4 separate regions of the Mus musculus genome follow, and regions 1, 3 and 4 are each linked to region 2. A link is a loop called in an ENCODE intact Hi-C map of the cell type or tissue named here. Cell type or tissue: heart. All regions are shown on one strand.

Region 1 (8,000 bases), 82 kb before region 2:
AGTTAGGAGTGCGAGCCTTTCCCCCCACCCCGGAAGTCTATAAAACAGGGAAATCCATACCATTCCCTGACCTATGTAGTCCATGCCTGAGCATGCTTGACTCACTAGGTGGCATTGTGCCTCACAAGGCAGACTTTCCTAACTGCAGCTATTTACCATGTGACAAAAATAGTGACAGGAAATGGAGATTTCCCAAACAAGTTGGGGAAAAGCCTTTTCCGATCTCATTATGAAAAGAGTAAGGGCAAATGTACTCTATGTACCGCCATTTGCTGTTTGGTGCCAGCCCCAGGGAGGCTGGAGTGGCGGACCAAAGCCAGCAGATCCTTGCCTTGCAAACAAAAACAGAAACAGCAGACAACCCAGGTGGCTTTTAGCCTTGATAGTGCAGCATTAAGATGCAAAAAGGTATTTTAATCTTTGGAGAGTTTTATAGAATGATATCATATTTAGATACAGAGATGTCTTGAAGCATTTGAACATTTTATTAAGGAACTTTAATAGGGCTTTAGTTAGGTTAGAAAAAAATCTTAAAATGTCATTTCAGGCAAAATAAACTATGTCCCCTACAGTGTGACTACATCCAGCCAATTATAGGTTATTTTTGCTTCCTTACTTAGAGAATATTAAGAAATGATACTTACTGTATTTGACTAGTGTAAGTAATTACAGAAAATCCAACTCATACAAGTAACATTATACAGACCAAACAGCTTATATTTAAAAATCTTATGATGTATATGTGCACACACACGTGCACGTGCACACACACACACATTTAATAACAATTAATGAAAAAGGAGCATGAATTTGAAGGATAGCAGGGAGGGTTACATGAGAGGACCCTGAGGGCAGAAAGAAAAGGAGGAACCCTAATTATAGTCTCAAAAATGTCTAAAGGAAATATAGGGACAAAGAACGGGGCAGAGACTGAAGGAAAGGTCATCCAGAGAATGCCCTACCTAGGGATCCATCCCACATGCAGACACCAAACCCAGACACTATTGCTGATGCCAAGAAGTGCTTGCTGACTGGAGCCTAATATAGCTGTCTCCTGAGAGTCTCTGCCAGAGCCTGACCAATACAGATGTGGATGCTCACAGGCAACCATCAGACGGAGCATGGCATGCCCAATGGAGGAGTTAGGGGAAGGGCTGAAGGAGCTGAAGAGGTTTGCAACCCATAGAAAGAACAACAATATCAACCAATTAGACCCACCAGAGCACTCAGCAACTAAATCACCAACCAAAGAGTACACATGGAGGGACCCATGGCTCAAGCCGCATGTGTAGCAGAGGATGGCCTTATCTGGCATCAATGGGAGGAGAGGCCATGGCCCTTTGACAGCTTGATGCCCCAGTGTAGGAGAATGCTAGGGTGGTGAAGTGGGAGTGCGTGGGTGGGTGGGTGGGTGGGGGGAGCACCCTCATAGAAACAGGGGGAGGGGTATGGGGTAGGGGGCTTGTGGAGGACAAACTGGGAAAGGTGATAATATTTGAAATGTAAATAAATAAAATATGCAAAAAAAAAACCTTTATAGATTCTTTCTTGGCCTGTGTTATTAAAAGTTAAAAGGGCACAATGATTTGGAAGACCGTCCATATTAAATCTAGGCAAACATGGTTGCTAAATAGCATCCCAATGGCTATTGAAAGACTAAAGCCGTGTGACAGAGATGTGTGCTGAGAACGCAGGACAGCTGAGCCATTCAGACACTGCTATGACTTTAGAGTGATAAGGACTCAAGTGTTCTGTCTCTGGAGGCATTGCAGAGAAAAGGGGGCTGGAGAGCCTGGGCTCACATTCCTTATCACCCCACAAACAAACCAAGCTCACTGTGACTCAGACTTGAAAGGGCGAGTGAAGCACTTTCACTGAAAGAAAATCGAAAAAGCAGGAAGAGATGAGAACTGCACAGTGCACTGTATATAACAGCACTGTCATGAGTCGTACTGAGATGGCTTTCTTTTTATAGGCATGTACATGTGTGCGCTTGGTTGCAAAGCAAAATGTTAGTTAGCATGGGCTACTCAAGAAATACTGAAACCTCAAGTTTTCATCACTTTCTTGAACTGGAGATATAGTGAAGTTGTAGAGCAGTTGTCTGGCATATATAAAGATCTGGGTTCAGTCCTCACCACACACACACACACACACACACACACACACACACACACACACACACGCATGCATGCACGCACGCACGCACGCACGCACGCACACATGCACACACATGCATATGCATATACACAAGTATTTTTCTCTATATTTTTCTTGTTCACTGAAACTCAACATAGCCTACCCTTTTAAAAGTCAAGTCTCATCCCCATATTCTCTTTCATTTGTTATTAAAAGGCTCTGCTGGGAAATTTGAAAGAGAGCCTTTAACAGCTACAGAAGTGACACTTTGATAGTGCCCTCTTGTAGATAGTCAGTGGAACAAAGGTACCCCAGAAGGGCAAAAGAACTCTACATGGTTTCTCCAAGTGACTTCTGAGGCTCCAGCCTTCAAAACTGTGAAAAAGATGTTACCAGTCAGAGAAGATTAGTCATTTGTTACTGGCACTCCCACCTAAGGGACTGCATCACTCAGTAGCCGCTTCAGGCAGTTACCACAGAAAAAGTCGAAAGAAAAAAAAAAAACTCTTCAGAGGCGTGGCATGGTTAGAGAACCATAGCAGATGGAGTATTGCAGCCAAAGGACTTGAGGCAAAACTCCGAGAAGATCTTTAGAAATGCACAAAGGGCAAATTACAGAGGAAATGAACAAAGAAGCAATTGCATCAGAACACTCTTGAAGCGGCCCCAGGGACAAAGACACAGTGGGGAAAAATCAAAGTTGAGCTAGTGGCTTTACATTCTAGACCTGTGTCACAGACAAGGAAGAAGGCATGCTGGGGCATTTGCGTTCTTGCACAGGTCTATGCTGGCTGCTGTGCTCCCCAGCCCAGCTGCACATTGTCACAGCCTAACAAAGTCGGCTTCTAGTCGACATGGATTTCTGTAAAGTAGTTCCATTCATATAAAAGAGAATTATTTCCCGATGGCTGTTGCACACAGTAAAAATGAGTTAGTAATGTCCTGAGAATAATATCCCAAACCCATTACAATACGTTTGAATCTTACATAGGATATGCAGGATTAGGAGAGATCATCATACCTTCCAAAGCAAATATCCTTTCTCCCAGAGCTTTAACAATAGTGACCAGGGCCAACTCATCTGAGACGTTGAAGAAGTGCTTTTCGGTGGGCTCACTTGCGATTGATTTTATCTCCTCCACAAATTTTTCGGTGCTTAAGTTCCCCCTGTTATAGTGGCCAAGGATCTAGGGTCCAGCAAAAGTGGCGAGAGCGTATTTTAGCTTCTGCATGTTAAATACGTATCTCAGGCATATTTTCAGTAAAGAAGAGCATGCATGTTATCTTCAGACAGGGGATGGTTATAAACTTATGGGAATATTATGGAAGTTTTCTGAGGACATGGTTCACATAATATTGACTCCTGCAAGCATTTATCTTATTTTTCATTAGACGTGTTTGTGTCTGGTGGTTGTGTGTACTTGAGTGCAGGTTCCCTTGGAGGCCAGAGAGAAGCCCACCCGAAGCTGGAGCTACTGGCAATTGTTTGTGTACATGTATATGTGATACACGTATGCCTGTATACATGTATACATGTGCATGTTTCTTAAAGACTCGTGAAAGTTCTATGTGCACTCTGCCATAAAGTCTTCTATGTGCGTTTCATTTTCTATGAGAAATCTTAAACTTTCATGAAGTCACGCTAATCACGTTTTATCTTTAAGGCATGTGCTATTTTGCCTGTGTAAAAATGCCCATGTTTATAATACTATGTAAATTTTAAATGAAAAATCCCCAATACAAAGATATTACCGAATTTTATACTTTAAAATTACATAGCAGTGTCAGTATCAGGAAAGAGAATCAAACAAATTAGTACCACAATTATTTTTTATTTCTGCTTACAAGCTGGTATATTTCCATTCTTGATTTGCCTGCATAAGTATTTTCCATTTATTTATTTATTTACTTACATACTTTACATCCTGATTGCTGCCCCTCCCCTCCCAGTGCCCCCTCACATAGCCCCTCCCCCTCCCCCTCCCCCTCCCCCTCCCCCTTTGAGAAGGAGGAGGCCCGCTCTGGGCACCAATCCACCCTGGCACATCACGTCACTGCAGGACTATGGCCTGCATACGATTAAAGACTTTTCTCTTTCATAATGAAAATATTCCTCTTGTAATAAAACATGTTTAGTCTTCATTACAAGTGACACTTGAAGATTATTAGTTCCCACTTTTAAATATTCATGCTTCCCTTATTATACTGTCACAAACTGAGAACAACGTAAAGGCCTGTAAATCAGGGTGCATAGGTGATGGTTGATTCCTGTGGACAGCATAATAAATATAAGGAGCACCAGCATAAAAAAGTAGCATGTATCCATGTGTCTTGCGTGACAAGTGAAACACTAAAGAATCCACGATGTGTGACCATCACCATGGGATCCAGAATCAGTAACGTAAGTAATTTATGGAAGTGGTTACAATAGGAGATCCGTATTAGAAGAAAAGAAGGCACAGGGAACTGTCTGGAAGTGAGAGGAATGGATGCTAACAGATGTGTTTAGGATGTGCACTTTGAAGTCACCCTTTGCATCGACACGCTTTTCGCTGCCTGCAAATGTTAGCCCGACTTCTAAAAAGAACTGAACTGTATGAACATACAACATCAACGTAAATATATTAAAAGTTCTAATGACTATATACGACATAGCACCTTTATATTCTATAAAGTTAAAAACAATAAACCATCATTGAATTTAATTTTTCAGATATATGGACACTGATGCCACAAAAAATTTTGAGAAGACCAAGGGATTACAAGTGTGCAATTTGGGCTGATGGTTATTCAGGCACGTACATGTGGTTTTAAAGGGAGGTTTGAGATGATAGGTTACAGAATGATATTTTGATAAGATATATAGATAAATACTTACAGAAATGGGGGGAAATCCAAGTTTCCATTTACATAGTTCTTCCTATGACCTATGACCCACGACAGACTTGCTTGCTTCCCACTAGGAACAGTGGCTGAAAGCAATGGTGGCATCACTCTGCCGCACGCTAAGTGTTAATGTGAGAATTATGAGTTGAATCTGCCCCAGTCAAGCAGACACATGAAGGCTCTGCGTGATGTGCTTGCTCCTTTCCCTGGGGAATGTCAGTGACCAGCCCAGAAAATGTCACGTTTCAACGCCAGAAGACTTCAAGCCAACTCTCTCCTCTTCACTTTTAAGACCCCAGAGACCCAGTCCAGTCTAGCTCTTTCACAGGTTTGATGTACATGCAACGAATGACACATGGATATCTAGGAAGGACTGCCCAGTGAGTTGGGAAATCACGTGCCTAGGAAATGTGGAGCTGGTAATGAGGTGCCCTGCATGGCCCTTAGGTTCGGAACTCTGTGGGTCCCTCTGAGTGGTTTACGTTGTTTATAGATTTTTTTTTAAACATCCCGGGATATCAAACCTTCATTGTTCCTGTTTGCTTCTTACCTAGGACGTTCTAGGCTAACTATTGGGTCAATACATCAGCTCCCTTTCATCTAAAATTGATGAAGTTCAAAATATTCGTAAGAAAATTTTAATAGGTGAGTGTTAGGGCATGTGTGGTTGGAGTTGTTGATTGTGGAGTGAATTGTATCAGACATTTTTTGGGTAAGTGTAACAGGAGGGAGGCAAGTGGATCTATCTAAGTAGGAAAAGTACCCACATGGTATATTTAAAGAAAAAAAAACAGGTAAGTACAATTATAGGAGAATATACTCAGATGCAGGAGTTACTGTGACCCCCCATATGATCTTGAACCATCTTCTGTCACGATGAGAACAATGGCAGAAGCCTATTGGAATCTTTCACCCAAGGGTCTGGTAGCTTGTTAAAAATGTTTTCTATGAAAATAAATAAAAAAAACTTAAATAATACAGCTAATATATTTTTGCTGCTTCATACATCTCAAATCTGTGGACCCTAAGCATTTTAACTCCGCTAATATCTACCTGAAAGAAGTGTTCACAACTGACATCTCCTTGAGGCAGAGATGTCAAAGTAAACATACGGAGTGCATTCATGTGCACAGCTTGTCTTTCATTTGAAAACATAAATGGAAGGCTAAGATCCTTACCGATGCCTCATCTACATTTGAGTGCAATAAGTAATTTACACCTCTCAGCCATTATCGCAAAGAGTAGTCTCTGCATATCTAATGATGCCCGATGGACCAGACTAATACTCTCCCTGGACAGAAATGGATGATGCAGAGCCAACTCATGACCTTTCCCAATGGGAAAATTGAACAGGACACATTTGAATCTTTTAAATAAGGAATTTATATTACCAATATTTAATTCTCTGAGGGAGCCGTTTCCTGTCAAAATACATTTCTGTGTTGTTCGGGATCAAATACTGGGAGACAGACAGGGTAGAAGGATTAGTCCGGACAACTGAGACAGAAGAATAGTGCACACAGCACATGAGGTGGAGTTTCTATTTGTGTGGATACAAGCAGAAGACTCTGAGATTCCCTAAGACTTTCTGTATTGTTGCACAAACAAGAGAAAGTAACACACGTGTCTTGTTTTCTAGTTTGGTCTCACATAATATGTTTTAATGTAAACATGATATACTAGGGAAAAAGAGACACAAATTAGGAAAAAAATTAAATAATTATCATTAAATGAATTTTTCTTTCTTTCTTTGTTTTTTTGTTTTGTTTTTGTTTTTTTTGTTTTTTTTTTGGTTTTTTTTTTTTTTTTGCTTATACAGCTCTCAAAAGCAGTTTGGTAATAACTCAATGATTAAATAGGAAACACATCACTATATGGTACTCCATGAAGATGAGTGGGATTTTGAAATCTCCTTTTGACTAGATGAGAGGCAATGCATGACTATCAAATGGGATTCCAAACAAGCAAAGCAATTCAAGGCAAGGAAAAACTGACCATGTCGCCAGACTTGATGCAAAATGCCACTGACGTTGTCGTTCTGGGGAAGCGTCCTTAACATTGGTTGTGTGTGCTAGTGTGTGAGTATTAAGTGCTCCCACGAGGGTGGCAAGCAACCTAGGCTGAACTACACCCTCAGCACCAACACTGATCATTCTGATGATGGCTAACACTGTTTATGACCTGCATCCGTGGTCCTTGGGATGCTGACCAGTTCCTCTGGGGAGAGCAGAAAAATGAGATCATCTCTGATATTCAGATTTCTGGAGTCAGCGAGCAAGCTCTGGCTTTATATACTGAAGAAAGAAGCCAGCCATAGACTAAATGTCACTCATTATTTGGACACTTTCCTGAGTAAAGGCAAGGGCATCTGAAATTATTCTCAACCATAGATTCAAAAATAGTTACACTGTAGCAGCAGAAGAGGTAATAAAGAATTTGATAATAATTGGCAAATGAACTTTCATACAATGTATCGTCTTGTTTATAAAATGGGGTGCCTTGCCCCTAGAAAGCTAGGAATCAGGTCCTGGAACATTTTTCTGTGTATGAGCGCCCCCTCCCACTTCTTAGCATCAGTCATGCTTTTGAAAGAAAAAGATAAATTTATTAATTGCATGTTGAAAGCTAATGCAGATAATATATAATTATTGTTTGTAGATTTCAGGCTGAGCTCTTGGGGTTTCAAATCTTTCCTCCTTGCTTATATATATATATATATATATGAGACAAATAAATAAATTTTAGTGAATGAAAGAACAGTTGATTTCAGATATAAGAGATGCCTGCCCCTAGACTCAAGGCACATGCAGGGCTATGAATTGTCAGCTGAAAGGAAGGGCCAGATGTGATCTACGGGGGAATTCTCTGCACAAAGAGGAGACTAAGATCCCTTTCATCTCTTAAACACAGGGCTCTTAAGAGCTCATGGTTGCGAACACCTCGAAAAGATGAGAGGCAGAGATAACGTGTATTGT
Region 2 (8,000 bases):
TAAGTATCTGATATGCAAGCTATCTCCTATGCCAGCCCTGTGAAAGGGTCATTCGACTCCCAAGAGGGTCTCAACCTATAAGCTGGCTTACAGCTTGTTAATGCTTGCTTGCAATGAAGAATAATGAAAACAACTTTCAGTAAATTAAATCAGAACACCCCAGTGCATTTTTTTTTTTTTAAGTTATGGCTTTCCAAGGCTGATGTGGGACAATCTTACTGAGGCCCCAACCTCAACAGACTCGGAGAGCACTCCAGATGTCCCAGACACTTCAAACTGATGTAAACTCTTTCTGCTTCCAAGTTGGTACCTGTCTTTGACTTCCTACTTAAACTGTTGCTTTATCCTAACCTGCCAAACCTGACATTTGTCTTCAGATTCTACTCTGTAACTCTGAAAAATGCGCAGCCAAGCCACGTTGACCCTCTCCTGACAGTTTTTAATGGTGTCCTTTGACATGGACTGGAGGGTGTATGGCCTCCTTACTGATGCTATTCCTCTCAGTGGCTTCCAATGCACCCTTTTAACCGGTCTTCCTGTTTACACTCTTGTCTCTTCCTGTCCATCGCAGATGTGGCTCAACAGTGATTATTTATAAAACAGTTGCTCTTCATCCATCTGCCTGATTCCTATTATGGTAAATCCACACTCTTCCTGAGACACGTCTGCACTGAGCCCACCTGCTCCCCAGCTAGCCCACATCTCAAGTCCAGGGTTAAGACGCTGCCATTCTTCCTAAGGAACAGCAAATGAACTCACTTTAGTTTCTAACACTGAAGGGTCACTCTGACCAACAGCAATGACTAGAGTTTTTAACTGAATTGTTTTTATCATTACTTTTGTCCCTATGATATAGTATGAATTATACTTTGGATAGCAATATAAAATATGACTTAAGAAAAAAAGAGTTAAGATTTCCCACATACTTTATATACATAAAAACTTGCATTTACTTAGAGGTGATATAGCTTCATTAGTATAGTCAGTTGATCTGAAATGTTGACACCCAGCCCGATGTCCTGTCGAAAGGACATCACCTGCATCTGTGTTGGATTTTACTCCACACAGCAATCACCTGAAGACTCTGGAACAAGCATCTTCTCACTCAGAGCAGAGCACTGGATTCAAGGTGCTAACACAGCTGCCCGGGCTGCTGTCCTGCCCAGCCCACCTGCAGATGACGAGCTCGGAACCCAGTTGTTCTCAGCTCTGTGGTCTACGGTAACCTGCCCCTGCCGCAGTAACTTGTCTATCTTCAAGCCTGGATCTCATTACAAAGGCCCAGGTCTCCCTGAACTCACAGACATCCACCTGCCTGTGCCACCCCAGTGCTGCGGATAGAAGGCTCAGGCTATCACGCACAGCACTTCCAGGGCAGAAAGGCTGTTTGATTAGTCTGGGCTGCAGCTTAGCCACTCAAGAGTTCCCAATGAGAAGCTATGAAGGCTCCACAGTGAACCCTTGCTCTAAAATGTATTCACCAGTGATTAGACTTCATTTTAGTGCTAAAGACACTACAGCAGCAAAGTATGTCCTGAGATTAGGATTCATCACCAACCAGGTCCTACATTTAAAAACTATAATGGCTTCCTCTCTGTATTCCTATTACGTTATTTAAGAAGATACTTTTAATATTGCTTTAAAGCTAACTATTAAAATGAAAGGACAACCTGAGTTATTTTTAGGAGGTGGATATAGAAATATCATGAGTGTATCAGTTCCCAGCATCATTTATCCAAAAATAACTCTAAAACATGTTATATACCTCAAGGAAGCCAGCAGATAATAAAACCTTAAGTATATAGGATAAAGACATCTGTGATCCAGACTTCAGACAGAATTCCTAATCATGTGCTACACTGAGGCTTGTAAAAGATCAAGCTGCAATCCCTAATTTCCAAGGTTCCCTCTCTCTGAGATCCAAGCTATGTAGTTCAAAATATTCTAAACGGTAATTTGTAGAAATTCCTCATCTACAGTAAGGATTACTAGACTACAACTTCATGAATCACTCAACTCCCTGAACATGCTTTCTTCAAATATAGCATAGTCCAGTAAGAACATGAGCGCACAGACTAATGCCACAGGCACCCTGGGAACATTTAACACTGACAAGCCATAGTAAATAAAACACAGGAAGATATGGTACCATTTCCATGTCAAGAAACGTCCAGTTTCCCCATTCATCAGCCACACAGTAAGCAAGCCACACTCTCACCTCAGCTGTAGAGGCCTGATGAGACTATGCTGAGATGTCTAGGAGATCAAACCTCTACTGTCTGAAAATAATTTCTCTACAGAAAATAGATTAGAACCACAAAGAGCAACAAGCAGATCTTTAAAATGATGTTTAACAAATCCCTGAAAGAAAATAACATTTAGACTGGCTTTATTTACTGTTTGGCTACCACTTCAAATCGTGAATGTAGTCAAAATCTTGCGGGGGGGGGGGGGGGAGGGGGGAAGGGTGAGGGAGGGGAGGGGGAAGCTAGAAAGAGGTGAAAAAAAGTGGAGCATGAAATGAAATTCGGAAACACCAAGTCGAATGGAAATAAACATCAAAAGAGATAAAAGCCTTTTAGGAGGAAAACCAAGAAAAGTTGGTATGTGGGGTTTCATCATCAAACCCTCAAACAGCCTTTCTTTTTTTTTTTTTTTCTCTTAACTACACAAGTTGCTGTTTCCAGGTATTTAAAAAACAGTAACTCGAACTAGAAAACATAAGCTTGGACATCGTCGTGATTTATTTAATTTGAATACATGTCCTGCCCACCAAATCATAAAACACTTAATGTGAACCCAACACACAAGAAACCCCAGCAGGATCAACAAGTGCTGCTCTGGCACCTGCCAAGGATGCTGAGAAAACCAGGGAAGAAACTATTAACTGCCAGTCTTAATCCTCTTCAGAACTTGAATCATCCTCTTGGTCAGAAAGTTCTGGCACTGGGAAGCGGAGAATGGCGGCTACTCCCGTCAGCTGGCCCAGCTGTTCCCCCGACACATGGAGACTAGAGAATATCCTTACGGTGCCCGCATTCTCCTTCACACTGTCCACTAGCCTGACATACCGGCTCCGGGTGGCCACATCCTGATGCCGGAAGAGCTCGTCACTGATGAGCAAAGTGTCTATGGCCAAGGCTTCGTTGGCCCTCTCCACCTGCTTGAGTCCATAGAACGCTCGGTCGGGCTCGTGCTGTAACATTTTGTAGAAGTCATCCAAGGCTTTTACTTCGCCCGCTGCCTTTGTGTCTGAAAGGCGGCTCGCTACAGTAGGGTCGCAGAGGGCCTCTTTCAGGGAGTACTTGTGTCCAGAGGAGGCGTGCACCTAGAATCACAATTATAAAAGACAAAGAATCTCTGAAAGTATCCATTAATCAGCCCACGATGACATTTGACAAACACATGAATAAGGCCTAACCTGTTTAAGGACTTGGACAACTTTTTAAAGTGCTAGATACTGCAGGGTTCAGTTACAATCTCATTTATAGTCCCAGCCAAGCCTTCGGCTCCTCCCCATTCTAAAACATTAGGAAACTCTCTCTGGGTAAGATTTTTACCTGAAGGAATTTGGAGCGGTTTTCCAGGAGCACTTTATTGTCCGTCTTCACAGCTTGCTGAAACATGTAATCGCAGAACTGCTCTCGCACGAATCCAGGGCTGGCCACCAGAACGCACTTTACAACCTCGAAGTTTATGTGGCGCTGGATGGCCTGGACCACCTGTTCATAGAACCGCTCCAGGGCCCGGTCATGCTGGGAGCAGTTGCCTTTCCGTTTCCTGGGGATGTTCACCTCCACCTTGGCCCGGGTAAGGGTCATGCTGGGCGTGACTAAGCAGACGTGGGCCAGGCCCTCCTGCATGACCACAGCTGCCACATCAGCGCTCCACGCCGGGTCGCAAGCCTGCTCGATGCGTTCCAGAACCACACTGTCCCACTGTTTCTTGGCCAGGGTGAACTGGCGGTTGGGCTCCAGTTCGATGGTGTGGTAAGCCCCCATCTTGACATACTCATTCTCTTGGATATTGGTCCCCTTCACCCGCAGCTGGCAGGCCTGGGAGTCGAAGTCGATGGCCTCCACGCAAAGGGTGAGGGTGGTGCGGACACGGTTGCTCCCCACGCTGCCTGTGGAGGACTCGGTCTGGACCTTGCGGATGGTGGAGGCGCGCAGGCTGTCGCCCACCTGCACTAAATTGAAGGTGTGCCACATGTCCTCGGGCTCCTCGGGGACGAGGGTGACCTGGCCCGCATTGTCCTTCTCGATATCCTTCCTCACGAGCTTCATGACCTCAGCAGGGGCTCAGTTCAGAACAGGGGACGCTAGGGGGGGGGGGGGTGTCCCCAGGAGGGGGGGCCGGGGCAGGGAAGGGGCGGCGGGCTCAGGCCCGGAAGGAAACACTACCTCTAACTCTTGCAGCTCGGGACAGCACTTTTACCCCACGCTTTTTCTCAAGTCTCCGCGCGCTGGCCCACGCGCGGCGCGGCAAACCTCACGCTCAGCACGAGTCAACTCTCGGGACTTCCAGTCGCCGGCCCCGCGAAACCGGCTGACGCGGCGATCGCGCAGGCGCAGCCCGCCTCCCGGCGCAAGTCTGTTGTGGGTCCCTACCAGAGAGGCGGGGCCTGTCGGCGGCGCGCGCACGCAGGCGCAGTAAAAGGAAAGGCTCGCCCTAGATAAACGTCAAAGGAGGCGGTCAGCGCTCTGAAAAGCTAAGCTTTTCCCGGCACATCCCTGTGTGCGAGCACATGCCAAGTACGTGAATGCAAACATATGTATTTAAGCTGGATTTATCATTCTGCACCTTAGCGTGAAGCCAGCTTCAGAACTTATATAAAAGTGAAAAGCGCCCTCAAAAGTTCAGACTTGCCCCCCCCATCCCCGGCGAAGTTCAAACTCTGCCTGGCTTTGCTCGCTCTTTCCCTACCAGCACTCAGACCGACGAGCTTGTTGGCTCAGAGAGATCCAGAAGCGGTTTCTAAGAACTAGTCACGTACAGTCTGGGCTCAGCAACGTGTCCAGCTGTTTTCTGCGCCTGTTACCCTGTTTGCACGATCCAGTTAACCCAGATGTTAAAGGACAGAGCCCAGAGAGAGCAGTGGAATGCGTGGAATGTACCCCTGGTGGACCTCTATGTAGCTTGACCTGATTGATGTCCTGGGAATCCCAGAATCCAAAGTTGGCCGACTCAGCGCAGTAGTCTCTGAGGCGTTCAGTGTGGGAGCCGGACTGCAGTAGATTAGCGCTCGATCTTCCCTGCCACTGACTAGCCAAAAGTTGAGGATATGGGAAGTAAAGATAAGCTAATCTAATATGACCACCCCAAAAGAAGAGCCAAAGAGTTGGTTGTAAAGGAAAAGAAAAGAAAAAGAAAAACAAATAAACAAAAATCCATTCCGTTTCTCCCATCCCCTTTGGTACAGTGGCGATGGAAATACAGAGAAGTCTCTTTCTGAATGAAGACAGTGGGGGGAGCAGAGAAATCCTGACCACTTAGGCTCGCTCACTGCGTTTTGTGTAAGGATTTTAAAGCAGAGCCTTAATTGAGGAGAGGAGGTTAAAGGGAGGGTTAATCGTGTTAACTGATGTCAGCCATCTTTCTTAGAGGTTGGTGTGTGTTGCGGGGGTGGTGGTGGTTGTCCAAGACTCCAGTATAAATTTGCACCTTAACTTGCTTTGTATCCTCTCTCCCCCCACTCCGCACCCCCCTCCCATCTAATTTACCATCTTCTTATCACAGAGCCTCTAACTCACATTGCTTTGTTCCTCTAAAGCCTTTCACCGAACCAGGCACGGGTCTCACTAAAGCAAGAAAGTAGACCTTCCTGGACTCTTAATGAATGAAAGGTTTTCCCTGAAATACTGTCAACTTTTGAAAATTTCTCAAGCACTTTCTCACTCTTATAAGGAAAATGCTACCCTAATTTGAAACAATAAATAAATAAATAAATAAATAAATAAAACGAAGTTAGGAGGAAGTTAACAAATGTTCTCAAAATCATGTAACTGGCATTCAGAGCCAGGCCGGATTAGCCCCACCCACTACCACCATGAACAATCCGTCCTATATACATAACCCTCTCTGCCAAGGCAAGCTATGTGCTGTTAGCCCCTGCTGCTTCCTTTGATTGACAGCTTTGCCTGTTCACTGGAATCAACCTAGAAGGTTTGGAATGCCTTGACCCCTCCCCCACACCTTAAAGTCATTACATTCTTCAGCACATAATTTTGTTTCTACCAAACTTAGGTAATCATTCATTTGGATTTTACTTTTAAAAACTGAGTGCATTTATTTCTACATCTGTTACATGGCAAACTCATAATGATTCATTTCATATTTCATGACATTTTTTTAAAGTTGTAAGGCCAACATCTTGGGGGGGGGGATTATGGGGTCCCATGTAGCACAAGATGACCTCTAACTGGATATAGAGCAAAGGATGACCTTGAACGTCCAACCCTCTTGCCTTCATCCCCTAAACATTGGGATTAGAGGCAGGTAGGGCTTCACCCTAAGGCTTTTAAGAGGCTCAAACTTGGGGCTTTGTAAACATTGTTCCTACTGAACTACATCCCCTGCCCTAGGCTACTTTTTAAAATGACATTGTTCTCAGTGATTGTACGTGCTACAATATTTCTCAAAGAGTTAGTTTTGTCTGAAACACCTTTCCAGCTAGGAACTTTTTGTTTGTTTGTTTGTTTGTTTGTTTGTTTTGTAACTTGGGCCAGTGTTGTATCATCAGTGAGCAGATATTCACCTTCTCCTTGTGTTACCTTTGTTATATGTCTAAGTTATTTGGGATTGTAGTTCCTAATATAACCCCCAAGTCCTTGCATTCAAACCAAAGCACTCTGTTTTCAAATCCCGCACTCTGGTTTTGGGGCGCATTTTATGTCACCAGAATAACCTTTGTTCTGAATACATCCTAGGAATTTTTATATGGTGCCTCAGCTCATCCTGTTATCGGGACTTAATAGTTCACTTTACCTCATGTGTCTGTCTGGAAGGGCTGAAAACCGCACCTCAGGACAACTGGAATGCTGAAAACCGCACCTCAGGACAACTGGAATGCTTTATCTGGCCTTTTTAAACTCTGGATGTTTTGTTCCTTGTATCTTTCCATAGTCCCTGCAAGGTCCTCTGCATGCAGTATCATATGTAATTCTAAGCTAGGCAGGATAAAGCGACAGACACATTAACCTGACAGAAGTTTCCTAGCGCTCTTGGTTATCAAATTATAATTCATTTCACTTCATGATGACTACTAAAACCTATAGTCTTAGATGGTTGTATTTTTATTCTTTTCTCAAATAGCTAAAAAAAAAAAAAAACTAATGATGAACTAAAAACCTAATAATAAAAAAGATCATGATTTACTAAATCTATTGTCTGAGCTTGTCCTTTGTACTTATTGGAGTTTGGAAATAGATCCCTTCCCGGGAATGTTTCTAGTGGTATCTCATTTGCCTATCACACTTATATTAATCTTCCCAAAAGAAGACAACCGTCAGTGCTGTTGCCTGCAAAGAGCTTGTGTCTGTCGTCTTGGGGACACTGAGAGTGGAGAACTGGGCTGGAAGTCAAGAGAATTGCGGCTCTCGCCCTCCATGTGTTTTCACCGTGACTTTTGGCACACTCAGTCCATTTGAAACCCACTTTTCTTCTACTTGACAGTTGAGGGACTTGAAGTCAATCCCACAGATTACAGTTGTAAAACTCTGCTGCGTCAACTTAAAGAAACTAACACCTATGGTATTTGTTTTCAACTATGCATACGTTTAAATTCGACTCCTTTTAAAACTCATTCTAGTGATTTGGGGTTGAATGCTTGTGCATAAAAAAAATGGTATAAACTAGGCCCACAAGAGAAAGCTAAGTAGGTATTAGGGTCCCTGATACCAAACGTGAGTTCATTCTCCAGGTAGCAGGAGAGAACTGACTACAGCAAATTGTCTTCTAACCTCCATACTCACTCTGTGGCACACTTGAGCACCCAGTCA
Region 3 (8,000 bases), 270 kb before region 2:
TGTAGTGCACAATGGTGGGCCTACGCTCTTTGAGTCCTGAGAGAAACCTGGGCTTCGGATGATATCCAAACTCTATACCTATTTCAATCTTTTGAGGTTTTTACCACATTTAAGGAGAGACATCCAGCTTGTGTTCTTTTCCTGTATTCCAGAATCAGTCACTGCTACTGACAAAGGCTGAGATGTGTGCAAAAGGTGAGATTGGCTTCCTTATGGAGCTGTTTGAAGACTAGGACTTGACATGAGCTATTCACCAAGACCAGACATAGCCTGTACCCTCCCCAGAAATGGCTCCCAATCCTGTTCTCTTTTTTATCTTCTAAGAGAGTTGGTCTGCTATTTTTTGGCTCATTGCTTTTGAGTTTTCTTTTCCTCAACTCTCCCTCCTAATGCTTCTAAAAAGTCATTGGTTGGAGCTTTCTAGAATCCATACTATGGTCCTTAAAGATTTGGTTTTCATTGGCTAACAACTCTTTGACCAACCTCCTCTCTCCCCTCCTTTCCTCCCTCTCCACCCTCTCTTCCTTCCCCCCTCCCTTCCTCCCCTCCACCCTCTCTTCCTCCCCCCCTTCTCTCTCTTCTTCCCCCTTTCCTTACTTGTGCCTCTTGCATATCTCTATGTGCAAATCTTAGATTTTCACACAACAAAAATTTGAGATCCAGACTTCTGTTGCCACCTTCAACTGGAAGATTGCATATTGGTTTTCAAAAAAAATGTTTTTAAAAATGATCACAGGTGTCTTTAAGAGCTAGCTCCCTACTTTTTGAGGTGAAAGATTTGTAATAGAAATGACTAGCCCCAAAGGCATGCTTCTTTTGACCTTACTCCTTGAATAAACTAACAAGGATATGGAGTTTATGTGGGGTTTATTCTTTACAAATTACTAATGAATAAAACAAGAAGTATAGCATAATTTCAAACACTCATTTGATCACAAAGCCAACTTGATAATATGTATACACCTACAAGGTGTGGTGCGTAAGGCATTGTGAAGTGTGTTCAATAATACATGCCTTGCGCTGGGCATGCTTCTTATAGCAGGCCTTAATAATAAATCTGTTTTCATAAGTCATTTGTGTAGATTGGTGTTGGAAATTTTGGGTCACCTGTAAAGATGCATAATTTCATGTGGGTTTATGTAAAGCTAGTATTTCAAAACATAATTACCATGTTATCAGTTTTTTTTAAAATGGCATTTGAAATTCTTCAAAGATATTAGTCCAGTGTCTCTTTATCTTATACCAGCTCCCGATCATCTTCAGAAATATTTCTGCTGAGCATAAATTCTATTATACTCAAAGAATTGCATAAAGACTGAAATTTCAAGATCTATTATATATATATTTTTTCATATAGCATATGATCATAGGCTCCATGTTTTCCAATCTGTGAAACCAAGTCACATTCCAAGAGGGGTCCTTGACAATGAGCAGTAGGTACCTAGGGGCTCTTAGATTTAAATTAATAACTAAAAACAGGTCACAGAAAATGTTTAGACAAGAATAGAGATAGGCTGTGATGAAGGTGAATACACAAGACATCCAGATTGTTTGCTTGATTGTTTTAAACCCCTGAAGTAGGCAGATAAATTGCCTTGTTTGTTTTAGAAACAGAAAAAAAATTTTTTTTCACTTCAGGCTCAGTTCAAGTAGAGACTAAGCTGTTTTTCTTGTTATGAAAAAACACCCTGACCAAAAGCAACTTAGGGGAGAAAGGGTTTATTTGGCTTGTGGTTCCAGGTTACAGAGAGAGTCATAGCAGCAATAAGCTGACAACTGGTCACTTCACATTCTCAGTCAAGAGCAGAAGAAATGTGTGCACCATGCCGCCTGCTTGCTTGCTTCTGGCTTTCTCCAGACTTATAAAATTCAAGGCCCAGACCAGGGGACGTCACCATGCCAAGGATGGCCAATTACCAATCAAGGCTTTCCCACAGACATGTCCACAGAGCCTGATCTATATTATTTTTAGATTGGAGCTCCTTTTCCAGTTTATTCAAGGGTGTGACCGGTGGACATTTAAACTAACCTGCACAGCAGTAATGTGCAGTAGTAATGGTGGGAAGTATTTACACAATATTAATCAGACAGGAAATGATGTTACCTGTGCATTCAAAATTTGTTTAGCAAATCTAATGAACATAGACCCTGACAGACATTTCTTGGAAAACATTTTGGAAAAGGGAATGAACATTTTTGGAAATACAGTCATTCCTGAGATATCTTCCTCAAATAAATAGATCCTTTTGTGAGGAGCCAAAATGTTCTACATTTCTAATATCAGAGTTTAGATTCTTTTTTTAAATCTAGAAATAAGGCGGAAATGTCTTTATCTAAATTTATGTCTGTATTTTTAACTAAATGGCATCTCATTTAGTACAGACTGAGAAAATAGTGACTAGATTTTTTTTATAATAAATTGTAACTTAAGCAAAACAATAACCTTGCTACTAAAGAGGTTAGGCTATTCCTAGTAATTTATTATGTTCCATTCTAATTACCCACTTATGTAATTAATGAGTTTGTAACTAAAATAACATTAAAGTCTTCAGCATAACATGAAAATATCCTGGTATTAGTCTGGTTTGCAATCAGAACTTAAGATAGGGCTGTATTTTTTTTTTTTATTATTTGAGTAATGAAGAAAAAAATGAATAGAAACTGGAAGTACTAGAGGCCAAAAACCTTGAAAAGACTCACTCCACTAATAACTCAGAAAGGAGACAGCGTGTTTCCCCAACAAGATTTGGAATAGGCTGACAAAGAATTTTTTTTCTTTTTAACTAAGCTATTAAGTTAAATCCATCAACAGAAAAACCGCAGGAAAATGTGTGCCATTTGAAAACATTATTTCTTTTAACTTGTAAAAGAATTTTAAAAATTTTTACTGTTCAGTGCTGTGGATTGTGACTTTACACTAAGCAACATCTCAGCCCTAAGAATCTTGTAGAATAAAGAGGATATTTTCAAAATGAATGGCATTATCCTGATGTCATGGTCTCATAATTGGATTTTTAATATTTGAATAGAGTAAAACATTATTGAGCTTTGTCTTTGTCCTTGTTAAGATTTTATTTCTTATGTGTGTGGGTGTTTTGCCTGTATGAGTGTCTGAGCACCGCCTATGTGGATGCTGGGAATTGAACCTGCGTCCTCTGGCAGAGCAGCCTAGCACAGGCTTAACCCTGTCTCATCTCTGAGTCCACCAAAGGAAGTTTTTAGGAAGAGCTCTTAGGCAATTTTTGAGGTCCCACCTGCCCTCTCCGCCCCCAAGCAGGAATGATAGGCTCTAGCCTTTATATGCACCAGTTTGTTTGCAAAACCACATTGAACTATGCATTGTTTCTTAGCCTATTGAAGATATTGCTCATTGCTGTCACTGGAAACGACCCAGGAGCCCAGAGTGACTGTCAGTTTCCTCGTTTACCTAACAGCATGTGGACATAAATATTTAACCTTAATGTTTAGCAACCTTATCAAAATAAATGTTGATGCAAATCATAATCGGGCTTATTACTCCCCTCTGCCCACCCTTCCCCTTCTGCATTTCTATTTCTTCCTTGAACTGAGTACACCCATCTTGCCAACTATTTTCCTTCTGGAAATTTATTACCCAATTTTTACGTTCCCATAGCTTGACACAGAACGTGAAATGTCCTTTCCTTCCGTATTTGTTACTATTTTGGCAAATGTATTTGGCACAAGAATCTCCTCGGTGAGACTTCCTACAGCAGGTGACCCAGCCACGCCCCCCGCCACTCTCAACTGAAAGGTAAGGTTTTTACTAAGATTACAGTTGGAACACAGTTACGGTTAACCCGGACTGAGCGCCCAGCGAGGGCCACTTAAATCCACGTACCCACGCGACAACTAAGGCAGAGATGTGTACCTAGGAAGTCTGGATGGGGTCGCTGGCTCAGAAACTCCTGAGCGCCTAAAACACTGAAGTGACAGTCAGATACCGTCTCCACGCTGCGAATAAGAACCCGGATCCCACACTGGATGGAGGGGCCGCATAGGTTAGCCTGGGGAAGGCCACCCTGCCGGGTCACACAAGAGGTCGCAGCACTGGGATCCAAAAGCAGAGTAAACTTTTGTGGGTGCAGGAGGCGTGGCGGGGCGGAGCGAAGTGTACGCAGGCGCAGTGTCCACACGCCCGGGGTTGAGCACCACCCAGAAGGTGGAGCATCCGGCTGCGCATGCGCTCTGAGTCACCGGCGCCTCTAGGGGTTGGAGAACTGGCTTCGCGGTGTGTAGCGGGATGGTTCCTAGGTGCCAGGTAAGAGTTGGTTCGCGCGGCTGGGGCGCCCCTTCCTCTCTAACTCCTCCCGGGTTCCGGGTCTTGCGCCTGCTGCTCGCTGAATGTCAAGTTCTGTCCCCGAACTCTGGTGTCCAGGTCATGGCCTTCACGACCGATTACCTAGACGGTTTTTTTCCCTACCATTCCGGATGATTTATTTTGACACTTTTTAAAATTAAAACGCTCCTAGTTAGGAATTATTGTGAGGAAATGCGCATCACCCAATGATTGACAGGCTCAGGATAGTTTGCAGCAGCCGTGATTATTGTGGAGAGACCGAGTTGTACTGAGTGACAGGTGAGACCTTGTGCACAGTCAGGTCCCTTAGTTCCCAGGCTGATTACACGGGTTTGGCCTAGAAACTACCAGTTGATCCTGTAATTCAAGCCCATTTGCTTTGCTGCATGTCAAATGTTCTGTGTTTTGTAACTCAATCGTAATGTAGGACGGAATCAAAGGTCATTTGACCACTGTGAAATGAAAGCTAGGCCTTTGCTGACTGGGTTATTTAATTTACTTGTGTAATCCACCCCCTGACTCAGACCTCTGTCTCTGCTTCGCGGCTGATGGAAGAATCGATTCCGTGTCAAGTCAGACTTAGCATGTTTTCTAAGGAAATTTAGTAGGATTTTAATGCTGCCACACAAGCTTGAGATTGTGAGAGGTCTGAACAGTAGGCAGAAATCAGAAGTGATTTTAAAGCGTTTGTCTCAAATATGAATCTATAGATATATGGAAGTGTTTTGTTTGTTTGTTTATGTTTTTCGAGACAGGGTTTCTCTGTGTAGTCCTGGCTCTCCAGAACTACACTCTGGTAGACCAGGCTTGTCTTGAACTCACATAGATCTGACTGCTTCTGCCTCCCCAGTTCTGGGTTTAAAGACATGTGTCACCACCACCAGGCCAATACTGAAGTTTTGTGAGCCATTGCATTTGGGGAGCGAGGAGCCTTCTTGGTGCGGGTTATTTAGACTATCCTCTCTCCTTTCAGATTGACGTGTTGTATTTTGCAAAAAGTGCTGAAATAGCCGGAGTTCGCTCGGAGACCATTTCTGTGCCACAGGAAATCAAAGCGTCAGAGCTGTGGAAGGAGCTAGAGAGTCTCCATCCTGGGTAGCTAACGTTATAGAGTGCATATGATGAACATGTAAAGGTTTCTAAAATGTGTAAATTACGTGTGAGTGTGCGTATGTGTGTTCTCACACAAGAGTACTAGTTCTTTTAAAATTCTTGAAAATTTAAAACTCTGGTATTTAGAAACATCCAAGTACCACAAGGAACACCATAGATAATTTACTAGAAAAGCAGTCAAGTGGATGCCCCCTAGATATGTTTATGTAATTTACAATCATTTTTCTAATTTCTAAGACAGAAAAATGCAAGTTCTGCCTTTTATAGCCTAAGATGAAAAATTGAAAGATGCTGTTAAAAAGATACATTATAAACCTTTCTGTCCTTTTCTCTCTTTTAAAATACTCAAAAGTTTCTGAGATTGAAAGAAAAATGAAGTATAACAGACCCTACATGCTTCTGAGCTTGGGTTTTATAATATTTGAAAATTTCTCACTGGCCCCTGAAAATCTGAAATGAAACTTATTATTTTTCCCTGAAGCCCTGTCGGGATGAGCTATAGAATGGCTGGACACTGTCCCAGGAACACGAGTGGTGCTGCTTCAGCCTGCGGAGAGAGGTTTCCCCCAGAGCTCTGCTCTGTGCGGAAGGTGCTATACCAGTAGCTCCCAACCTGTCGGTGGCGACCCCCCCCCCAAGGGGTCGAATGACCTTTACACAAGGGTCACCTATTAGATAGCATATCAGATATTTTCATTACGATTCATAACGGCGGCAAAAATGACAGTTATGAAGTAGCAATGAAGTAATTGTGTGGCTGGGGGTCACCACGATGTGAGGAACTGTATTAAAAAGGGTGGCGCCGTTCGGAAGGTTGTGCCACACTGTGTGCTCAGAAGGGCTGCATGCTTCTCCCTGGCTAGGAACCACTCAAGTCACCTTTTCCCTCTGTGAAAGGTTGGCAAGCCCTTTGTGCTGTTTCACCTACCTGTAAGCCAGCAGCCGGCTTCATACGAAAAGGCTGTGTTCTCGTTGGGAAGTTTTTGTTTTGATTTTTTTTTTCTTCTTTTCTCCAAAGTTTTGAATATAGGTCTGTAAACTTTTCTGTCCTTTTCTCTTCTTTAGAATACTCAAAAGGTTTCTGAGGTTAAAGGAAAAGCGGACGGAGAATAACAAACCCCACGCACTGCTGAGCTTGGGTTTTATGATAGTTCCTATCTTCCCACTGGCCTTAGCTTTAGAGTAACCTCACATATCTTTGGGGTCAAGTGTGTTCTACGTAGTGAGAGTTAGGTCAGTACCTTCGTGAATGAAGTATTACTTAATGCAGCTGAGGAGGTGTGAGGAGCAGTTCACAGGGTCTAACCAGGGCCGTTTCTCCTTCAGGTTGGCTGATGTTAGAAACCAGGTGATATTTGCTGTTCGTCAAGAGTATGTCGAGCTTGGAGATCAGCAACTCCTGCTTCAGCCCGGAGATGAGGTTGCCATCATCCCGCCAATCAGTGGAGGATAATGCATCTGAGCCATCTGGGTATGTGGTGAAGGACCAGCCTCAGGATACCTTGCGCATGGTTTGCTCTTACTGTCTATTCTGTGTGAGGCTGACTGCACCAGTCCTTTACCGAGGCAGCAGCAACTGGGATTTCTATACTGATGCTAGGTTGTGATGAATACTGTCTACCGTCTCCCATGACCCCTAGAGTAAGCAGTTTGATGTGTTCATTATATTCATTTAACATTTCTCATTGAGATCTTATGATGCATGTGTTTTGATGGTGGGAAAACAAACTCAGAGAAATTTTAAAATACCTTGTCTTTAGGGACTGGGCAGGTGCCTCCCTTTGTGAAGTGCTTGTATGAATGAGCATGAGGCCTTATTAGGGACCTAGAACCTCTGTAGAAGCCAGATGTGGCAACACATTATTTTAGCCCCAGCCCTGGAAGGCAGAGACAGATGGATCCCTAAGGATGTGCAGGCCAGTGAAGTCCAGATTAACTGAGAGACTCTTGTTTCAAAACATAAGATGGAAAGCAATTGAGGAAGACACCAGTGTTGCCATTTGGCCTCCGCCTAAATGTGCACAGTGTTCAGGTTCATGAACACACACACACACACACACATACATGCACATACAAACGAAAGCTTGTTTTGGCCACGTGTGGCCACACATGGCCTTTCCTCACAGTGGCAGGACCAAAATTTGAATTTACCTTTGTAGTATGACCTTGTTTACTTTTTAACAAATGTGGTTGCTTATACCTGATAATAGCTTCCCTGGATGTAAACTGTATAAGTAGGAAGTTAAAAGGATTGTCCCTGAAGAGACAGTCAACTACTGTCCAGCACAGAGGAGCAGCTTCTCAGCTGTGTGGTCGTGGGACTCTCGGGTCAACTTAGTCCATGGAAGAGTGGGATGCGTATAAACATTCTTCAGGGTAGTGTGGGAGCGCCCGGCTAAGGACTGAGTCAGAATAGCTTGTTTTATTGTCAACTGAAGAATAAATACACTGCAAGGTAAACTGTTTTTGAATAAGAACTCTTTAAGGTATAGATAAAAAAAAAAAGAGATAGGAAAGAAAAAAGATCTCCCGAAAGCAACAGTAAATATCCTTCACAGAAGCAAAGGTT
Region 4 (8,000 bases), 58 kb before region 2:
TCCAAGACTAAATATGCTTAGGAGACCATTAAAAAATGTTGCTTGCAAAAGGATCCCATTGAATACCCACCACCAGAGAAAAATACAGAAAAAATTGTGATGTATACATTTATTCACAACCATTCACTGAGGTTCATCATTTCAGCTAATTGTGGACTGGTTAAGGGAAGATGAGCCACCGTTTGCTCTGGGGTCAATTATGGACATGTGGACATCAATATAAGCACAGAGCATTTGGTGTTCCCAAACTTGAATATACTTAAGAATCATACAAGGTTCAGGCTCAGTGTTCCCATAACAGATTCAGAAAGTTTAATTTGGAAAGTCTTGGATATAGTCCACACACCTCAGGCATTCTGAAGCAGGAATTCCACAAGGTGTGTGTGTGAAGGAATGCTGCATGGGGGAAGGAAGTCCAGTGAAGGAGAGTCATATCTCATTTCCCACTATGAACCACGTCCTCACCCTGAGCTGCCACAGAGCACACATTCACCAACGATTCTGAATAAATACCGAAGTGAGTGTGGTTAACCTGCACCACGCATGGTACAAGTGAACTGTGATGTGCAAATTTAGAAATACAGTCAATTTCTCTATGGTATTTTTGTAGGCTACATTGCTTCTTTGAGACAATGTCTCTCTGCGTAACACAGATTAGACTGGAACTTGATGTGTGTTACCCAGGTTTGCCTCAAGTCACAGTGAGTTTTCTGTCTCAGCCTCTTGGGTACTGGGCTTATAGGCACACACTACCACTCCTTTCTCAGTTTGTCTCTTTAAGAAATAGGTTGGCTTGGGTAAAGCTAGAAGATACTACAAGTGACACTGGATACAATGCTGTAGAAGGAAATATCTGTGGAACGGAACTAAGTGGGTGGGACTCCACTCTTGGCTGCACAGAGAGTTCATTTCCCATTAACTTGTAGTATCTGGTCCACTCTGCTAAATAGGGTCATTGTTCCATCCAAGAAAGACTCACAGCTCCGTGAAGCCCACCCTGGCAAGCTGGGTTTCCTCTGATGTACAAGCAGACTAGTTCCTCTGGGAATGCTAAGACAAATTAGTATAGTTCTAACAGGGAAACCATAAGAAAACTGTAACCGTTTGCATTGAATGTGTAAGCATATATTTTATATATAAACTTATATATAACATATAGTATATATTCATAGTATAGTATTTATATATACTATAGCATATACCACATAGTTATGTACTATATTGCTGTATCTATAATATATGTATATATATACTAGAGTATATATGTACTATACATGCTATCTAGTATATACACTATATATATATAGCATATACACATACATATATAATATTAATAATAAATAATTAGTAATATAATACAGTAAAATATGATTAAAATTTGTTCTAGTAAAAAAAATATATATATGTATATATGTATATATATCTTCTCCTAGTTGCAAGACTTGAAAAGATTAATTACATGCTAAAAGTTGCATTTAGAAAAATGTGCATTTTATGGTAGATAAAAACCTGTTTTCTTTTACTGATTTCAAGCCATTCCAGTGCGATATTTACAACCTCACCTCTCTAGTAGGTCTGGATATGGAGTTTTCAGCTTGTTTTATCTAAAATGTGAGCATTTTGTCTTTTTAAAAAATAAGATCACTTTGATTTTTTTAACGTAGTCAACTGTGTAGCTCTGGCTGTCCTGGAACTGGCAATGAAGACCAAGTTGGCCTTGAACTCACAGAGATAAACCTGCCTCTACCTCCCAAGTGCTGAGACTAAAGAAGGGCATATGCCAGCACACCCCGCTAAAAATCATTTTGTTCCAGTCAAGTCAAAAGTAGAAACAGCACACATCTAGTTTAAGGGAGCTACTCAAACACTTGCCCAGTCAAAAACTACACATTATACATTCTTTAGGCAGTAGGAATGAAAGCACAGGGTCACATACCTGTGTCTGTTTGGGGCCAATGTCCATCCTCTTAAGAAGGTCGTTTAAAAAGGCAGTGACACTTTCCCAGGGGTAGATGCTGTTGGAGCCATCTAGGACGATGACTATGTCAAGCTGTGTGCTACATTCTGTGACAGAGGAAAGTGGTGTGCGGGTTAGACATCTCCCTTCTTAGGAGCAGCTGAAGTATTCTCCCCGGCTGGAAGAAACCCATCCTAAAAGAGGCGCTCACCGCACCTATTGTTTTTGAATTATTTTTAGAAAAATTTTAGTGAAAAAATATTGTATTTTTGTTATACTCAGTTTGGAATTTGTATCATAGAATGTGCCCCCCCCCACACACACACACACTTTTCCTTTCTTCCTTCCATCCTCCTCTGAGAAGCCCTGACTATCTTGGAACTTGCTTTGTGGAATAGGCTGGCTTCGAACTTAGTGATTGACCTGTCTCTGCCTCCCAAGTGCTGGGATTAAAGGTGTGCACCACCACTGCCTGACCTTCTACTTTAATTTCACACACACACAGAGGAATTTCCTCATCATACTGTTTTTATTCTGTACATCTCAAAGGAAGTTATTCTCTTCAGAGAGATTCACTGTTTTCATACAACCAGCATGATAGTATTAGCTGTGAAATTTAAGCATAATCCTTAAGGCTATTTATACTAATATCAATTCCAAAAGTAGGAGCAAAATTTGGTTATATACTAGCAAGTCAAGCGTTTGCCTAAGTGGGGAATGATGGTAGATGAAATCCGGGAAGCCTTTGGTGTACTCTTGGGTAGACATGTAGCTCATTCATTGCTTATGGTTTCAAACATGCACGAATATTGCATAAAATGTGTACCTTGTACAGGGGCGAACGAGTTCACAACTTGAAATGTAGGGCTGACATCAGAACATATGCCAGTCGTATAATGCAAATGTCCACATCTATAGGCATACAAGGGCCCACATGCCTTTGAAAAATAAAAATGCAAGCTTTTAAAACTGAACATTATACAACAGGGTTCAAGACATAAATGACTCCATTCCCATTTTTATGACACTTATCACTCTTCTTTCTCACCAGAAATCCTCCCTTCGGATTGGTGACTAAAGTTGATCCAAATGTCATGTTTTCCTTTATTTCTGTGACATTAGGAATCGATGTGTTAACTACAAAAATAGAACAACAAGATTTCATGAGTGTGAAAATATGTTTTATAATATGAAATTAAGTGTCTCCTCATTAAAACATTCTATTTGCTTGGCTCATCGCATAGCACATTCTTGTTCTGGTTCAACTAAATAGACTTCCCGGTACTGGGAAATATAATGAACAAGTTAAGGCTGAAGAGCTGGCTCATGTCCCGGAGACTTTGTCTGTATCACTGTTTCAAATAGTTTGGCTGGATGTTGAAAGAATGCAGAACTAGCAGGGCAACGAGAATGTGGGATTGGTTTTCACACGTTTTTGTTAATTAAAACAAATGCAATATTCAGTTGCATAAGAGTATAGCTAGCGATAATTGATGTTCTTTGTTACAAACAACCAAGGCAAAATGTAACTTCTGGAAGGTGAACCGGCTCTGCATAGAGCAGGGAAGTCAAACAAAAATGTTTTTATCGTGACTTTGAAATTCATAGGGATGTCAGGAGAGCTGCAAAGAAAGCTGTGTCAGGATTAGAGAAGTGTCCAGGCAGGTTGGATGAAGAGACTACAGGAAAGGAGAACTTTAGACAGTCCAAATAGGAACCATGGGCCATCGCATTCCGACCTGACCAAACTGGCGAAGAACACTGCTTAATCATTCACGTTCAAAAAGAAAGACTTGACAAGGAAAGGGAAGGCGCCTAGATTCTGCTCAGAGTGCAAGAAGCATAAATAGTTGAAAGGGGCACAGTTTGAGTTCAAGAAAGACTCTTAGTACTGTTCGTGTCTGCGTACGCCCTCACCTACAGACTTACAGTCAACAAGGAAACAGATTCCTGGATGGTCCATCTCACTTTCTGAGAACTGGGTTCTGATCAAGGATTTGGTCAGCCTTGCTTTGAAACCACTTTTTTTCTATTTTTTTTCCTATTGAAAATAGATATTTTTTCAAATATGTTCTGTTTGTGGTTTGCCTTGCCCAGCCCCTCACAGCTGCTCCCTGCCTCTCTTTTCTTCCGGGCAAATCCACACCTTGTCTTTCTCTCATTAGAAAGCAAGCATCCAAAGAATGATAATAAAATAAAGAACGATGATAAAATAAATTAGTAAGATAAGATAAAACACAAACAATCAAATCAAGCCAAAGAAAAGACACAAGAAAAGTACATAGGTTCAGAAACACACACATTCACACACAGAGAAATGCATAAAAAACAAAACCAGAAAAACATAACATATGCACAAAGGGATTGTGATATTAAAAAAAAAAAAAAAGCCCTGACAAAGCATTATGAGTCAAAGGATCTTGAGCTGAGCTACTGTGTACATTGGTATCAAAAGATCTAGATTTGAGACTTTAAATGAGGGTTGCCCAGAATCAGCATTGCTATGACAATTAGAGGATATTGAAAATGTTTCCTAGCAACCTGAAGAGATCAACTTCAGTAGTCAGTTAGGAGCCCCAGTGGAGGGATGGGGACACCAAGCCACCTATAAGACTTGTCTACAAGAAGTGCAAGGGCAAACCCAGCAATGACTGGCTTAGCTTGGGATCCATCCCATGGGTGGGCACCAATCCCTGACACTATTACTGATGCCATATTGTATTGTTTGGGTTAATTCAGCTCCTGAAATCACAATGGAGCCCAAACATCCTCACTGAGGGTCCCTGCCCCCAGTTGGCTCTGACTAGGAAATAAAGTTGCCAGCGGCTGCTGGCTGGGCAGAGAGACAGAGGTGGGACTTTTAGGATTCCCGGACCCCCCCCCCCCCCAAAATGCAGGAGACAGGGAAAAGAAGATTCCGCCATGACAGGGGTGTAGAAAACAGAGGACACTGGTAGGTGCAGAGGAAAGAAGCCCCATGGGGCTGTGCAGCAGGGTCCAGGGCAGCAAAGATAAAACATAGATTTAGTAAGTATTAACTCAGGAATATTGGTGGGGAGTGTGTTAGCCACGTGGAGGTTCAGGAGTGGTCCTGCCATTGAGCTAGTTGAGTCATATTAAAAATAAGCTGGTGTGTGTGTGTGTGTGTGTGTGTGTGTGTGTGTGTGTGTGTGTGTTTCATTTGTGAATCTAAAACACTTGCGTGGGTGTAGAAGAGGTATGAACACCTGCTGGGAGCAGAGGATTAATCATTTACCACAACAATGTTGTGCTTGCTGACAGTAGCCTATCATGGCTGTCCTCTGAGAGGCTCTACCAGCAGCTGAGGCAGATGCAGATACTAAAAGCCAAGCACTGGACTGAGGTCAGGGACCTATGAAAGAGTTAGGGGAAGGATTGAATGAGGTGAAGGGAATGGCAACCCTACAGGAAGACCAATGGTATCAACTAAGTCTTATGCCTCGGAGTTCTGTGAGACTGAGCCACCAACCAAAGAGCATACTCTAGTCCTAGGCTCCAAAAACATATGTAGTAGATTGCTGCCTTGTCTGGCCTCAGTGGGAGAGGATATGTCTAATCCTGTAGAGACTTCATGCCCTAGAGTGGGGGAATACAGGGGTCCGGAAGCACCCCCTCAGAGGTGAAGGGGGGGTGGGGAGAAGAACTCTGCAAGGGGAGACCAGGTTTGGGGGGCAAGATTTGGGATATTATTAAATAAAATAATTAATTTTTTAAAAAGAAAGAAAATGTTAGAAAGAAAAGAAAATGTTTCCAACTGTTTTTGATGTAGTTAAAAAACCTCTGCACTAGTTTGGAGACTATTCTAGTTTCCAGGAATAGGGGACTAGTTGTTATCAAAAAGAATCATTTTGTAAATAATAGTATAAATCCTAGAGGAGGAGGCAAAGACGCTCACAGATGCTACATAGAGTCCGTACTTAGAAGAGGCCGGCACTGGGTTAAATAACTGGTTTGGTGTTTCATTTTGGTTTTATTTTTCTTTTTTTCCTTAAAGAAATACCTTATTAGGTAATAAAATTCAAACAGGAGTTCTAGGTTTACTACCTTGAACAAAAAGAAGATAGAAATTTAGGGTCAATGACAGCATCTTTAAAAGGGAGCAAGGAGTATCTTAGAAAAGAAGCCATATAAGGGCAATTACAATATATGTTTATGTACTCTGTCTATTTTTCTGTATAGTCTGAGTGGGCCATGTGAAGAGTGGACTCCACACAGCCTAGGGGAAATAGAAAGAACCAAATACAACTTTAACAATTCTAACTGAAAAAAATCAGAATCGGGGAAATGTGCTCTGCCAAATAAATTGCCTGCTAGTATTTTTTAAAAAATTAGAACATTCAGAGGAATATAACAGATAAGGATTTCAATACTTATAATTAAAATCCAGTTTATATTTCAAAAATATAAATAACTAAGGAGAAGTTTTGTGTGTGTGTGTGTGTGTGTGTGTGTGTGTGTGTGTGTGTGTGTGTATTTTCTCACCTCAAGGAAAGGTAGCAGACAGAAAAAATGTTGAGTATCCTTGGTGCTACAGTGATCAGGCACCAGGGTATTCAAATATGCATGGTAGCTGTGTTCATGAATGTGAAGGAAAATGCTCATAATAAACAAAGAAATTAGAAATTGAAGACAGGAGAACTGGAAAATACACTGTCCGCAGAACTTGTAGACATAAATCATTTAATCATTTTTAACGATTTATGGATACCAAAAAAGCTCTAGATAGAGACTTTAGGGGTAATTTTCTAGTCATGCCACACTCAAAGTGCTATTTTTATGAAGACATATTTATTTTGATATACCTATGTTTCATATTTTAAAAAATCATTAATATACCTAATTACTGTAATTTCTCTCATTCAGTTTATAAACTTGGATACTAAGTTGCATTTTGTGTGAGGAATGTGGTAGATATGTCCATTTGGCAAACCACTTGTTTTCAATGGATACTGAACAATGTAGGGTAAGAGGTAAAGTTACAAATCGAATAAGCTATTCCAATTCTATGGCTGTTTCCTGATGAGTTACTGAAATAAATTAAGGACTGAGTGAGACACAAAGTCGTTCTATATGAATTCCAGATGTCAAATGCAGAAAGATGGTTTATTAATTTTAGTATTTTCTTGGGTCACTTGAAAGTTGTTTGCAGTGAGAATATGGGCACAAGTTAGGATGGACTGTTTAATTTTACACACCTGGTAAATCCAACTTCACACAAGGCATTGATCTCTCTCTCCCAACTGGACACTTATAGACATCTCCAGTTCTTGCTTTGGGTTGGCCAACTAAAGGAGAACCAATAAGAACCCTGGAATTTGAAAAGAAGCAATTGAAAATCTTAAGCAGGAGAATACATTTGTTTTAATTATTTTATGGTAAATTCTAAGACAGTCGACGTTTGCTCCCATACACGTTACTAGATCATGACCCTGTTGGTAATTTAATTCTGTCTAAATTAAGCAGAGTGTCACCCTCGAGTTCCAGCTTGCTAGTGCTGCTGTAAATCTCAGCAATCAGTATGGCTATCATTAAGAAAACAAACAAGAACTGCTAAAAGGAAATCGTCATAGACTGCATTGCCTACAGCTACTCCAAATCAGTAAAAGTCCTTCCTAAATCAGCGATGAGGCTGGAGAGATCCCTCAGTGGTTAAGAGCACTGGCTGCTCTTGAAGAAGACCCGGGTTTGAAGTCCAGGATACACGCAGTGACTCACAAACATCTTTAATTCCAACCCCAGGGACTCTGATGCCTTCCTCTGGCTCTGAGACCAGTACGTGCCCACTATATACAGACAAACACATAGATAAAACATCCATACACATAACATTAAAATAATGAGTATCTTTAAACATTAAACAAGAAGTACACATTAAATAATAACTACAGGTTGCATTACCATGTGGTCCAGCTCCTCCACTCTGGGGTACACAGGTGAAGGATTGTAAGCCAGCATGCAACAGAGATGATTATACGGTTGTGTTTCTTACTACACTCTTTACAATAGCCAAGATCCATATCTT

What was found. A loop is a pair of places that touch in the nucleus more often than their neighbours do. Peaks named below come from ENCODE experiments on the same cell type or tissue, not always from the same donor. Only the 100,000 strongest peaks of a DNase experiment are listed, where the experiment ranks them.
Region 1: a loop joins it to region 2, with 2.0 times the contacts of the local background. A loop is called at or near these places in 4 of 42 quality-filtered maps.
Region 3: a loop joins it to region 2, with 2.7 times the contacts of the local background. A loop is called at or near these places in 4 of 42 quality-filtered maps.
Region 4: a loop joins it to region 2, with 2.5 times the contacts of the local background. A loop is called at or near these places in 4 of 42 quality-filtered maps.

The regions. Positions count from the first base shown.
Region 1 is chr13:115,003,744-115,011,743 of GRCm38, forward strand. Itga1 (integrin alpha 1) reads right to left here. Exons shown (of 29, transcript NM_001033228.3): 9 at 3,161-3,326. Among named protein-coding and RNA genes, the nearest start is that of Itga2, 76 kb to the left of the region's middle. In heart, a CTCF peak has its summit at 99; no DNase peak of the experiment used is centred here; H3K27ac peaks cover 3,317 bases.
Region 2 is chr13:115,085,634-115,093,633 of GRCm38, forward strand. The region is part of intron 1 of Itga1 (integrin alpha 1); the gene reads right to left. It overlaps Pelo (pelota mRNA surveillance and ribosome rescue factor), which reads right to left and starts at 4,525. Exons shown (of 2, transcript NM_134058.3): 1 at 3,561-4,525; 2 at 2,722-3,328. The coding sequence starts at 4,286. The coding sequence ends at 2,897. In heart, no CTCF peak of the experiment used is centred here; DNase peaks (open chromatin) are centred at 3,948, 4,628 and 5,048; H3K4me3 peaks cover 3,662 bases; H3K27ac peaks cover 3,554 bases.
Region 3 is chr13:114,814,045-114,822,044 of GRCm38, forward strand. Mocs2 (molybdenum cofactor synthesis 2) reads left to right here and starts at 4,193. Exons shown (of 6, transcript NM_001113374.1): 1 at 4,193-4,279; 2 at 6,758-6,902. The coding sequence starts at 6,805. It overlaps Gm34790 (a long non-coding RNA gene), which reads right to left and starts at 4,180. Exons shown (of 3, transcript XR_382937.4): 1 at 3,890-4,180. In heart, CTCF peaks have their summits at 4,211 and 4,410; a DNase peak (open chromatin) is centred at 4,167; H3K4me3 peaks cover 1,857 bases; H3K27ac peaks cover 1,197 bases.
Region 4 is chr13:115,028,100-115,036,099 of GRCm38, forward strand. Itga1 (integrin alpha 1) reads right to left here. Exons shown (of 29, transcript NM_001033228.3): 3 at 7,174-7,286; 4 at 3,006-3,094; 5 at 2,784-2,895; 6 at 1,937-2,064. Among named protein-coding and RNA genes, the nearest start is that of Pelo, 58 kb to the right of the region's middle. In heart, no CTCF peak of the experiment used is centred here; no DNase peak of the experiment used is centred here.